Linked DNA regions of Homo sapiens: region 1 is linked to region 2. A link is a contact called in ENCODE Hi-C or POLR2A ChIA-PET data. All regions are on one chromosome and are shown on one strand. Each heading gives the region's core, a stretch centred on a gene start or an enhancer-like site at or near the end of the contact. The rest is flanking DNA. Distances are from core to core; before and after follow the strand shown.

Evidence for each region. A loop is a pair of places that touch in the nucleus more often than their neighbours do. ChIA-PET counts read pairs that join two places held with the same protein, here RNA polymerase II (POLR2A). Pooled maps may share reads with other maps.
Region 1: a pooled map shows a loop between it and region 2 (3-fold over the local background). The contact joins the enhancer-like site here to the promoter of SPECC1 in region 2. A Hi-C loop is called at or near these places in 1 of 50 pooled maps. POLR2A ChIA-PET finds 5 or more read pairs at or near these places in 2 of 52 experiments (T-cell and WTC11).

Annotation. Positions count from the first base shown.
Region 1 is chr17:19,751,285-19,756,498 of GRCh38, reverse strand. It overlaps the pseudogene LOC441784. Among named protein-coding and RNA genes, the nearest start is that of ALDH3A1, 5.6 kb to the right of the region's middle. RefSeq lists enhancers at 429-668, 3,186-3,716, 2,569-3,768 and a silencer at 1,469-1,608. Within about 2 kb of position 2,663, at least 23 of the 41 ENCODE cell types and tissues checked have a DNase peak (open chromatin) inside an H3K27ac peak, as active enhancers do.
Region 2 is chr17:20,005,239-20,010,849 of GRCh38, reverse strand. SPECC1 (sperm antigen with calponin homology and coiled-coil domains 1) reads right to left here and starts at 1,491. Exons shown (of 15, transcript NM_001243439.2): 1 at 1,426-1,491. It overlaps SPECC1-DT (SPECC1 divergent transcript), which reads left to right and starts at 1,590. Exons shown (of 1, transcript NR_186461.1): 1 at 1,590-2,795. RefSeq lists silencers at 820-999, 1,020-1,689 and an enhancer at 2,122-2,689.

The DNA of each region.
Region 1 (5,214 bases), core at 1,414-3,913, 260 kb after region 2:
ATGATATAAAAGAATAACCAATACATTTGATTTAATAGGTGGAGATTCTTTTTTTTTCATGTGTGTAAAGTATAGTTGTTAAAACAGCAGAAACAGAGTAAAGAGGCCGTGGCTCCTCTGGGGCAGTGGCAGAGCAGGCCCCTGCATACTTACTTAGACCTGGGGAGGAAGGGCTCTATGCTCCAGCAGGTCTAGGGCTGGCAGGCAGGGAGGTGGGTTCTCACGTGTTGGCCCTCATGGCAAAGAATGGAGATCTGGTGGGGCTGATGGTGGGCTGGAGAAAGCCTGATCAAGATGTAGCTGTGGCCTCAGCCCCCTCCTCCAAGTCCCACACTGCAGGTAATCAGCAAAGAGAGCCCTGGCCCAGCACAGGACACGCCCCAGGTGGCGTTTTCACATGAGGCGGTCAAAGCACATGGCCAGCTCGTTGTCATCCAGCGCATTGCACATGGTGTGGTTGCGGTGCTCCAGCAGGAGGGCCAGGTAGAGGAACAGCATAAATGGGTTCCCCCAACCAGACTCCTGGGGTGGGGGCAGCCCCATTGGTGGTGTGGGTGGCAGGGACTTTCCAGGGTCTTTCTGGGAGCCTACCTCTCGCACCAAGGGGGAGCCGACAGCATGTCAGCAGTGGCAGACGCCTCCTGGGTGGATGGTGGAGATAAGGAAGATGGGGAACCAGGATGGGAAAAGGAGGAGAGCAGTGGGTCTGGGGAGTTTGGCAAAGGCTTGGAGAGGGACTTGGAGCTAATAAGGGTGGTTGGGTGGGGCAGCTGGACCAGAGGGTCCCTCCCGAAGCCCATGTTATCCCTGAGTTGCTGGAGGCCATCCAGGACGGCTTGTCTCAGGTGACACCCCCTGCTACCAGGCCCCTGGCTGGCTGTGGCCAGGTGGTCAATGGCATCTTCAAAGGTACTACCTCCTCCACTGGCAGGCCTTAGCATGTGCCTGTCACACGGGCTGCCCCCTGTGGCCACCAAAACCAGTGTCTGCCACTTAGCTGGGGGATCCAACCAGTTCTCCCTCATGTTCAGGAGGATCAGGGGACAGCGAACTTCAGGTGACCTCACACATGTAGAGGGCATCTTTGAAGGCGAACTCTCGCTTGAGCTCCAGCAGCAAATTCAGAGGAAAAGCAAACACTTTCACTCCTGTGTTATAATAGGAAAACAAAAATAAAGGACCTATATAGTTTAAGCACCAAAAGAAACTAGGAATTGATAGAAACGGAAATCAATGAGCTGGGAAACCAACACGCATCCCATTCATACTTCTTTTAGAGTGGATGAGCGACCCCACGCATGGACTGGTCTCTGCAAGCACTGATGAGACAGACCTGGGCACATCGTGATTTGCAGTTTCCCTGGGAAGGGGAATGGGGATAGCAGACACGTTCAAGACTAGGAATGAGAATAGAATTTGGAGAAAACCGTATTCCACACTCTGGCAATATGTTTGCAAACCTGGGGGGAAGGACTCCCCAGGATATGAGTCTCCTCAAGGGGATGCCAGGTCAGATTCTCGGGTGAAACCTGGCTCGATCACTCACTAGCTGTGTGACCTTATGCAAATCACTTAGCCTCTGTGTTCTTCAGTTCCTCATCTCTCATGGAAATAATGATAGTTTCTGCCTCTTGGGTGCTTGTGAGGACTAAAGGAGTTCATACATGGAAGTGCTCAGACCTGGCACATAGCAAAGGGTCAGGAAGGGGTGGAGTTGTTATTAAACGATGCTGGCACACAGGTTGTGCATCTGCAAAAAAAAAATACAACGTGTGGGCTGGGCGCGGTGGCTCACGCCTGTAATCCCAACGCTTTGGGAGGCCGAGGCAGATGGATCACAAGGTCAGGAGTTCAAGATTGGCCTGGCCAAGATGGTGAAACCCCATCTCAACTAAAAATACAAAAATTGGCCGGGCGTGGTGGCAGGTGCTTGTAGTCCCAGCTACTCAGGAGGCTGAGGCACAGAATTGCTTGAATCCGGGAGGCAGAGGTTGCAGTGAGCCGAGATCGTGCCACTGCACTCCAGCCTGGGTGACAGAGTGAGACTCTGTCTCAAAAAAAAAAAAAAAGGAAGAAAGAAAGAAAAAGAAAAAGAAAATCAATGTGCATTTCCATTTGCATTTGTAAAATCAACTCTTGATGGATTCAAAGTGAATAATAAAACAATAAAAATCTTAGCAGAAAATTAGGAATTAATCCTGGGGCAAGGAGTACCCTCCTAATCTAAACTAAAACAGGAGAGTTCTATTTAGCTTTATAAAAACTTTTATATAACAAAATATACCATAAATAAAGTCCGTGGATAAATGATAGATTCAGGAAAATACTAGTGATGCAGATGGCTGTAATATACAAAGAGCTCCTAGACACTGACAAGGAAAACACAAACCCTTCCAAGAAATGGGCAAATGCCAATGGCCATTGCACAGTGAGGAATGCACCAGCCACTAGGCGGCAGGGAAACGGCAGAGTGCCACACACTGCCAGGCCAGCTGGAACTACAACAGCCCCTTAGGGCCACCTTGGTGGATAGTCACCGGCAACACCTGTGAAGACTGACAAAGCCAGCATCCCTGGGATCTAACACGCAGAAATACACACGCCAAGACATGCAAAGCGGCCCATGGAGCATTGATCCAAAGTGGAAGGCAAAGTGGTCTCCCATCCACGGGGAACATTGTGGTTGCTTGCACATTCTACATGCTTACCACTGCTTTCACACGGCCATGAGGAGGAATGGACTCCAGCTCCCGGCCGCCCCGGAGGGAGTGGGGTCAGAAGATGCAGAAGAGGGTGCATGATGAGGCTCTGCTTTTAAAATGCTGACAGCTTCCAGTGTGTCATGTACATTTTTGTGTATGTCAAATAAGCACTGAGAAAAACTTAGGGAAAATATTGTGGATTACAGATGAGACACTCATATTGAGAAAGGGGCAAACCAAGTACGTACAAAAGAAAAAGTCTGAGCTAAACAATGTGTATTATGTTTGTAAAATTACATTTGTGTGATTATTGTGAAGAAACAAAACTTAAATTTTCTTTGCATTTTTCGAGTAAACATTATATTTCATGTGTGATGAGGGTGCATTCCGTGTCCGTTAAGATCCAGGACGGGGCTTCCCAGACCCCAAGAGACTGGCAGTACCAACCCAAGCGTGCCCTGGCATGTCCTCCTGGCATGCCCGCTGTGTCCCTTCCAGGATGGCCGGGGTGTGGGCTGGTCTGCAGAGGCTCTGCAGCTGGGGCTGCAGCCAGGCGGTGACTCAGGCAGGTTCCGCCTGGGCTAGGAGGGCCGGGCATTCCTGCTGTGAGGCTGCCCGTGCCTAACTCACCATGACTTGCACTTTGCTGCCATCCTGCCTGGCAGGCTGACTTAGCCAGGATGGCCCTAGTACCCACTTCCCCTCCAGCCAGCACTCATGCCTTCTGCCCCGCTAAGATGCCCTTTGTCCTGACTCGGCAGAGGCTTCCTGGGAGCCAGGGCCTGGGCCTGGGAGCCACAGCTTCCTGGGAGCAGGAAAGTCCAAGGGAGATGGGGTGAGGACTGGGGCCTCTGCAGCATCTTAGGGGAGGCTCCCCCTTGCTCGCACTCACCTCCGCTGGCTGCAAACCTGCAGCTTCTCTGACCCAAGGCACTATGACTGGCAGCAGATAAAGAGATGAAGAAGCCCCAGAAGTCCTTTCCTACAAGTCCCCAGAAGGTGTGGACACAGTGGGGAAATTGCCCCGGGCACAGCCAGTTCTGCTGACTTCATGCCTCTCCAAAGAGGGGCTTTGTAACAGTAACAGAGGGCTTTGTAACAGACTGACTGCTCTTGGCTGGGCACGGTGACTGGATTACAGCTCTCTGTGGCCTTCAACTCCTGGGCTCAAGCGATCCTCCCACCTCAGCTTCCCCGAGTAGCTGGGACTGCAGGTGCGTGCCACCACGCCCAGCAGATTTTTACATTTTTTGTAGAGATAGGGTCTTGCTTGGTCACCCAGGCTGGTCTCAAACTCCTGACCTCAGGTGATCTGCCCGCCTCTTCCTCCCAAAGTGCTGGGATTACAGGTGTGAGTCACCGTGCCTGGCTGAACACTAAGTCGTATTATTTCTACCTAAATATGTGTTTGTACGCACTAAGCAAGCTCTCTTTATTCCCCCACCTCCCCACCCTTCCCAGCCCTGGTAACCACCGATCTATTCTCTATCTTCATGAGATCCACTTGTTTGGCTCCCACACATGAGGGAGAACATGTGGCATTTGTCTTCCTGAGTCATAACACTTTTAACCAACGGGGAGGTCCCTGAGACCCACTGCCTAATTTTCTCCTTTCTACTCTCTCTTTTTTTTTTGAGACAGGGTCTACCTGGTCACTCTGTCCCCCAGGCTGGAGTGCACTGGCATGATTACAGCTCACTGAAGCCTCGACCTCCTGGGCTCAAGTGATCCTCCCGCTCAGCCTCTCAAGTAGCTGGGTGCATGCCACCACGCCCAGCTAATTTTTTTTTTTTTTTTTTTTTGAGATGGAGTCTCGCTCTGCCCTCATCCAAGTTGGAGTGCAGTGGCGCAATCTTGGCTCACTGCAACCTCCACCTCCCAGGTTCAAGCGATTCTCCTGCCTCAGCCTCCCGAGTAGCTGGGATTACAGGCATGCACCACCACGGCCAGCTAATTTTTGTATTTTAGTAGAGATGGGGTTTTACCATGTTGGCCAGGCTGGTCTTGAACTCCTGAGCTCAAGTGATCTGCCCGCCTCAACCTCCCAAAGTGCTGGGATTACAGGCGTGAGCCACCGCACCCAGCCTCCTTCCTTTTTTTTATTTTTTGTAGAGATGAGTCTCTCTATGTTGCCCAGGCTCCTTCTACTCGTATAAAGAAAGTGGTTTCCCCTCCCAACAACTATATCTAATCTAAATGTTCCTTGAAATTTAAGCAAACTCGCTATTCATTCATTCATTCATTCATTCAACACTTTTTTTGCTAGCTTTGGGTGAATTTGCTGAAAATCGTCTTGCTAAATGATTGCTTTTCCATCAGAGGGATGGTTAGGTGTAGTGGGCTGCTTCCGTATCTTCAGAGGTCTCCCTTGTGCCAGGATATGGTGCTGAACAAAAGTTGAGATCTCTGCCTTTGTGGACATTCCAGTCCAAGGGGGAATAAGGAGAGACATAGTCACACAAACAAAGATATGAACGCAGGTTGTGACAGGTTCCTGGAAGTAAGGAAGGTT
Region 2 (5,611 bases), core at 242-2,741:
AAACAGAAATGTACTTAATGTGATAGAATACACTCGGTGAAGATACAGAGGGAATGCTCCCTAAAACCAAGCCCAAGACAAAGATTCCTATTTAACCTCAATAGTCAACACTGCAGCGAGAGTAATCTATGGAAGACAAGGAAAAAAGTAAAAACATGAGAGACATCTGTTGTTTAACAGACAATAAGATCACCTACTTGGAAGAGGCAAACGAATCAAGCGAAAAACTATTAAAACTGAGACAGGCTTTAGTATGGAGGCTCAGCTTCAGCTGTAGTTTGGGCTACCAAATTCAACTCGCTTGCTTGGAGAGTTAATCCTGCAAAGCTAATTTCTGTTGAGGTATTAGGATTGACAAGCCTGTGCTCCTCCCTCCTCCCCCATCTTCAACACTGAAATAACACGGTGTTTGGAACTGGATAACAGAATCTTCCAAAAACAAAAATTGTCCTGAAGGGCTGACTTGTGCCCTTACTCAAAAAACACTTTATCTGCTGCCTGCAGCTCCTACAGTTGCTGGTGGATAAGCCTGCCAACCAGCTCGGCGTAATTCTTCCTGCAGAGGGCAAGGAAGAGCACTTTCACAGGAAAATTTTTTTCCGAACTGTATGCCGCTTATTACATAAACTTACGTGCTGGCAAATGGAGCTCCAGCAAAATAAGATATTCAGAGTCAAACTTCCTTAGGAAAAAAAAAAAAAAAAAGCAAGCACATAACACTAATTTCCTTGCATGGGCACTGGGGAAGGAGGTCGTTACTTCCGCACGCCCGCAGGTCCGCACCACCGGGAAACCCACGGGCACCGCGCGCTGCCCCCGGGCCTTCCAGGTGCACTGCGCCGCGGCGCCCCAGCTGACCCGGGATGCGCAGCCCTAGCCCTTCCCCTGTCACCCCGGCCAGGAAGGGGCGGGAGCGCGGCGGACGCCGAGGGCGAAGGGCTTCTCGGTCCTCTGCACCACGCAGCACCCCCAAGGCACAACAGGGAGGGTGCGGGAGGCTCCCGAGACCCAGGAGCCGGGGCCGGGCGTGCCCGCGCACCTGTCCCACTGCGGCGAGGGCTGGGGTCGCCTCCAGGGCCGCAGCTGTCGGGAGCCACCTGGCTCTCAGTCCCGGGTCCCTGCGACAACCCTCGGGCCCGGAGGGGAGGAGGCGGCCACCTGCCGCTGCCACCTGCGGCACCGGTCCCACCGCTCCGGGCCGGGCAGGACAGGCCAGGACGTCCCTCCTGGGCTGGGGACAGGACACGCGACGAGGGGACCGGGGCCCCCGCGGCGAAGACGCAGCACGCCTTCCCAGAAAGGCAGTCCCGTGCCCCCACGACGGACTGCCGGACCCCCGCGCTCGCCCGCCCATCCCTTCAGACCACGCGGCTGAGGCGCAAAGAGCCGGCCGGCGGGCGGGCTGGCGGCGCGGCTAGTACTCACCGGCCCCGCTGGCTCAGCGCCGCCGCAACCCCCAGCGGCCACGGCTCCGGGCGCTCACTGATGCTCAGGAGAGGGACCCGCGCTCCGCCGGCGCCTCCAGCCATCGCCGCCAGGGGGCGAGCGCGAGCCGCGCGGGGCTCGCTGGGAGATGTAGTACCCGGACCGCCGCCTGCGCCGTCCTCCTTCAGCCGGCGGCCGGGGGCCCCCTCTCTCCCAGCTCTCAGTGTCTCATCTCCCTATCTGCTCATCCTCTGGTCGCACATAATCGATGTTTGGGCGTCCCAAGCCAGATGTGGACCCCATTTCCGCACTCTACACTGGAGGTTTTCTAAGGGTGGTGCCCGGACCAGCAGCTTCAGCCTCATCTGGGAACTTGAGAAAATGCAGATTCTCCGTCCCACCCAGCCTATTCGGTTTTTCCTGCACTAAAACCATGAAGGTGGGGCCCAGCAGTCCACATTCTCGCAAGCCCGTCAAGTGATTCTGAGGCGCCCTCCAGTTTGAGAGCTATGCTCACGGCCTCACCTCCGCCCCGCAAGGAGCCCGGTCTTGCCTGTGGCGCTAGCCGCACACGGACACCTCATCCTGCGGGGCCCGCCCCCCCGCTGCACCCTCACCGCCCAACGCCTCCTCCGGGATGCAGCGGAGGCGCCTGGAAGTCGGCAAGGTCAACATCCCCCTCAGCATCTTCCCTACCCTCACGGCTCCTCCTCCAGGGGTGCCTCATGGCCAGGGGTTAGAAAGAGCCACTGTGTTTCTTGACATGGAAGTGGCCTAAGACCTTAATGAAAACTGCAGGAGTGGAATGACAGAACCTTTGGTCATACTTGAGGGCGTGAAGCTCAAATGAGGAGGAAGGAAAGGATCCAGGGAGAATAACCAACCCTGGCAAGTTGTGGCGCCCAGGTAGAGGGGCGAGCCTAGGCTAGCGGTTCTCGACCAGGGCCGGTGTTGCCCCTCCTCGCCGCCCCGCGTACATTTGGGGAGGTCTGGAGACATTTTTGGTTGTCATGATGCGGGAGTTGCTACTGTTGCCTAAGTGGGTAGACACGAGGGTGCTCCTCAACATCCTACCTGAAGGACAGGACTGCCCCACAAGGAAGAATGATCCGGCCCCAAATAAGAAACCCTGGGCTGGTCAGCAACAACCCCTTTGTTCTGAGAAGAGAGGAGGAAAGAATAAAAGAAGTGGGGTGAAGTTTTGGTTTGGTAGAGGAAACTTGAAGACATTTTCACTGGAAAGGAAGAGAGGAAGAGGAGGGAGATGTCTGTAAGGACGAGCAAACCGGGTGACAGCTGATTTCCTCATATTGAAGTAATGAGTCCTAGTTATAATAAATTCCTAATAAAAACCCAGTTTATCCCTGCAATAAACTTGTCTTTTTTTTTTAAATATACTGCTTGATTCTGTTTGCTAATATTTTATTTACAGGCTTTGCATTGATATGCAAAAATGAGATGGGCAATAATTTTCTTTTTGAATGTCTAATGTTGTTTGGTTTCAGAATCAATGTTATGCTCACATCATAAAAAATTTGGAACCGAGGCAGGAGGAGTGCTTGAGGCCAGAAGTTCGAGACCAGTCTAGGAAACACAGTGAGACCCCCCCATCTCTACAAAAAAAAAAAAAGAAAAAAAAATGGGCATGTTTGCTTTTTCCTTTTACTCTGAACAATTTAAGGAGCATTAAAATTATCTATTCTTTGAGGTTTGATCATTTCCCAGTTAAAAATGTTCCTCCCAGCCTGATGCTTTCTTTGGGGAGGGTAAATCTTTTAAGGCTAGAAAAGTTTCTTCTGTGGCAATTTTATTATTTACATTTTAAAAATTATTCTAGAGTTAATTTTGATAAAGCATGTATTTCTTAAAACAAATTATCCTTTTTTTCCAGATGTTCAAGTGTATTTGCATAAAGTTGAGGAAAGTAGTCTTTTGTGAATCTTTTAACTTCTCCCAAATATCTTATTTTGTGTATTTTTGCTTCTTTATTTTGTTAACTTTTAAAAGTGTATTTTTTTTTCAAAGAATCAGCTCTTAGGTTTATGTTTTTGGTTATACTGGAGCTTTTTTCTTCTTCTTTTTAAAATATTTTTTCTCCTTTATTTTTTAGACGTATTTTGATCTAACGTAATCGGAAGAAGGTAAATTAGAATCTTTTGTTACTATTGTGTTTTTATTTCTCCTTATTTCTCTGAAGTCCTGCTTTATAAATAGTACCATGTTATTTGTGCATAAATATTCATTTGTCTTATATTCTTGGGAATTTTCCCACTTCATCATAAAATGACCTTCCTTGTCTCATTTAATGTGTTCAAACTTTGCCCTGAATTTAACTTTGTCTGATATTTTACCATCCTGCTGAATTTTGTTTGTTACCCCAAACAACCTTTGCTGTTTTCGTCTTTTCTGAACCCTTTATTTTAGGTAATCCCTTGAATTAGAGCACTAAGTTTTGCTTTGTGATTAAATCTGAAAATCTTTATCTTGCCATAGATGAGTTGAGCCCTATTCATGTGACAGCTATATTATGCTGTTTCATAGCCCTTTTGGTCCTTTTTTCACTCTTGCATTGCATATTTTGTGTTTATTGTGTTTTGTGTTTCTTCTGATAATTTGGAAGGTTTGTATTTTTATTCAGGGAGTTGCCTTATAATCATACTCCGCAATACACATCGTCCTCAGTTTCTTCAGACTGTCTGTTAACTCCCTATTCTGAATAAAAATGACATTGTAATTTCCCTCTTTTTTCTTTACCCCTTTTCTTCTCCTCACCTAATGTAAATGATTTTATCCTTCTTTAGTATTTGCTTTTTTAATTAACTACATTTATAAATATCTTTATCACTTGATTTTTAAATCAGCTTTGAATGAGATATTTGGATTCCTAGATATAAAAGATGTTAATTATACCATTTCCACGTTAGTAGGTTTATAAAATCATACATTCTGCTGTGTAACCATAATCCCACGTTTGTTTTAGTTCCACTCCTACAGTTAAAAGATTCAGAAGTATTATTAACAGTTATTTTGCCATAGTTTTTTCCCCAACCCATTTTGTGGTAAGTTATGATCCTGCTTTAGTTTCTTAAGAATAATTTATAGAGCAGAGTGTGGTGGCTCACGTTTGTAATCCCAGCACTTTGGGAGACAAGAGGTAGAAGGATCGCTTGAAGCCAGCAGTTCAAGACCACCCTGAGCAACATAGTGAGACCTTGTCTCTACAAAAAATTTTAAAATTTAGCCAGACGTAGTGGCGTGTGCCTATAGTCCCAGCTACTCAGGAGGCTGAGGCAAGAGGATTGCTAGAGCCCAGAAGTTTGAGGCTGCAGTGACCTCTGATTGTGCCACTGCACCCCAGTCTGGGCAAGAAAGTGAGAACCTATCTCTTTAAAATAACAATAATAACTTATGAAAATTATATTCCCTGAGTTTTTCATGTTTAAAAATATTTGTTGCCTTTATCCTGTAAAAGTTTGAGTATAAATTCTTGGGTTATACTTTATTTATTGAAGAATGTATAAGTATTGTCTTCTAGAATTGAGTGTTGCTGTAATGAAACCAGAAGTCAGCCTGGTTTATTTTTCCTCAGAAATGAGGTAATTGCCGGCCGGACACCGTGGCTCATGCCTGTAATCCCAACACTTTGGGAGGCCGAGACAGGTGGATCACGAGGTCAGGAGATTGAGACCATCCTGGCTAACATGGTGAAACCCCGGCTCTACTAAAAGTACAAAAAGTTAGCTGGGCATGGTGGTGGACGCCTGTAATCCCAGCTACCCGGGAGGCTGAGGCAGGAGAATGGCGTGAACCTGGGAGGAGGAGCTTGCAGAGAGCTGAGATCGCGCCACTGCACTCCAGCCTGGGCGACAGAGTGAGACTCCGTCTCAAAAAAACAAAAAAAAAACAAAGAAGTGAAGTAATTGCCATGATGCTCCAAGAATTATCTCTTTGTCTATGAAATCCAGAAATCTCACTGTTATACATTTTGGAATTATTATTCTGGGCCAATATTTCCTGGGACACAATAGATTGACTCTATAGATTTAATTTTTTTTTTTTTTTTGAGACAGAGTCTCACTGCAATCTCAGCTTACTGCAACCTCTGCCTCACGGGTTCAAGCAATTCTCCTGCCTCAGCCTCCCAAGTAGCTGGGACTACAGGCGCGTGGCACCATGCCTGGCTAAT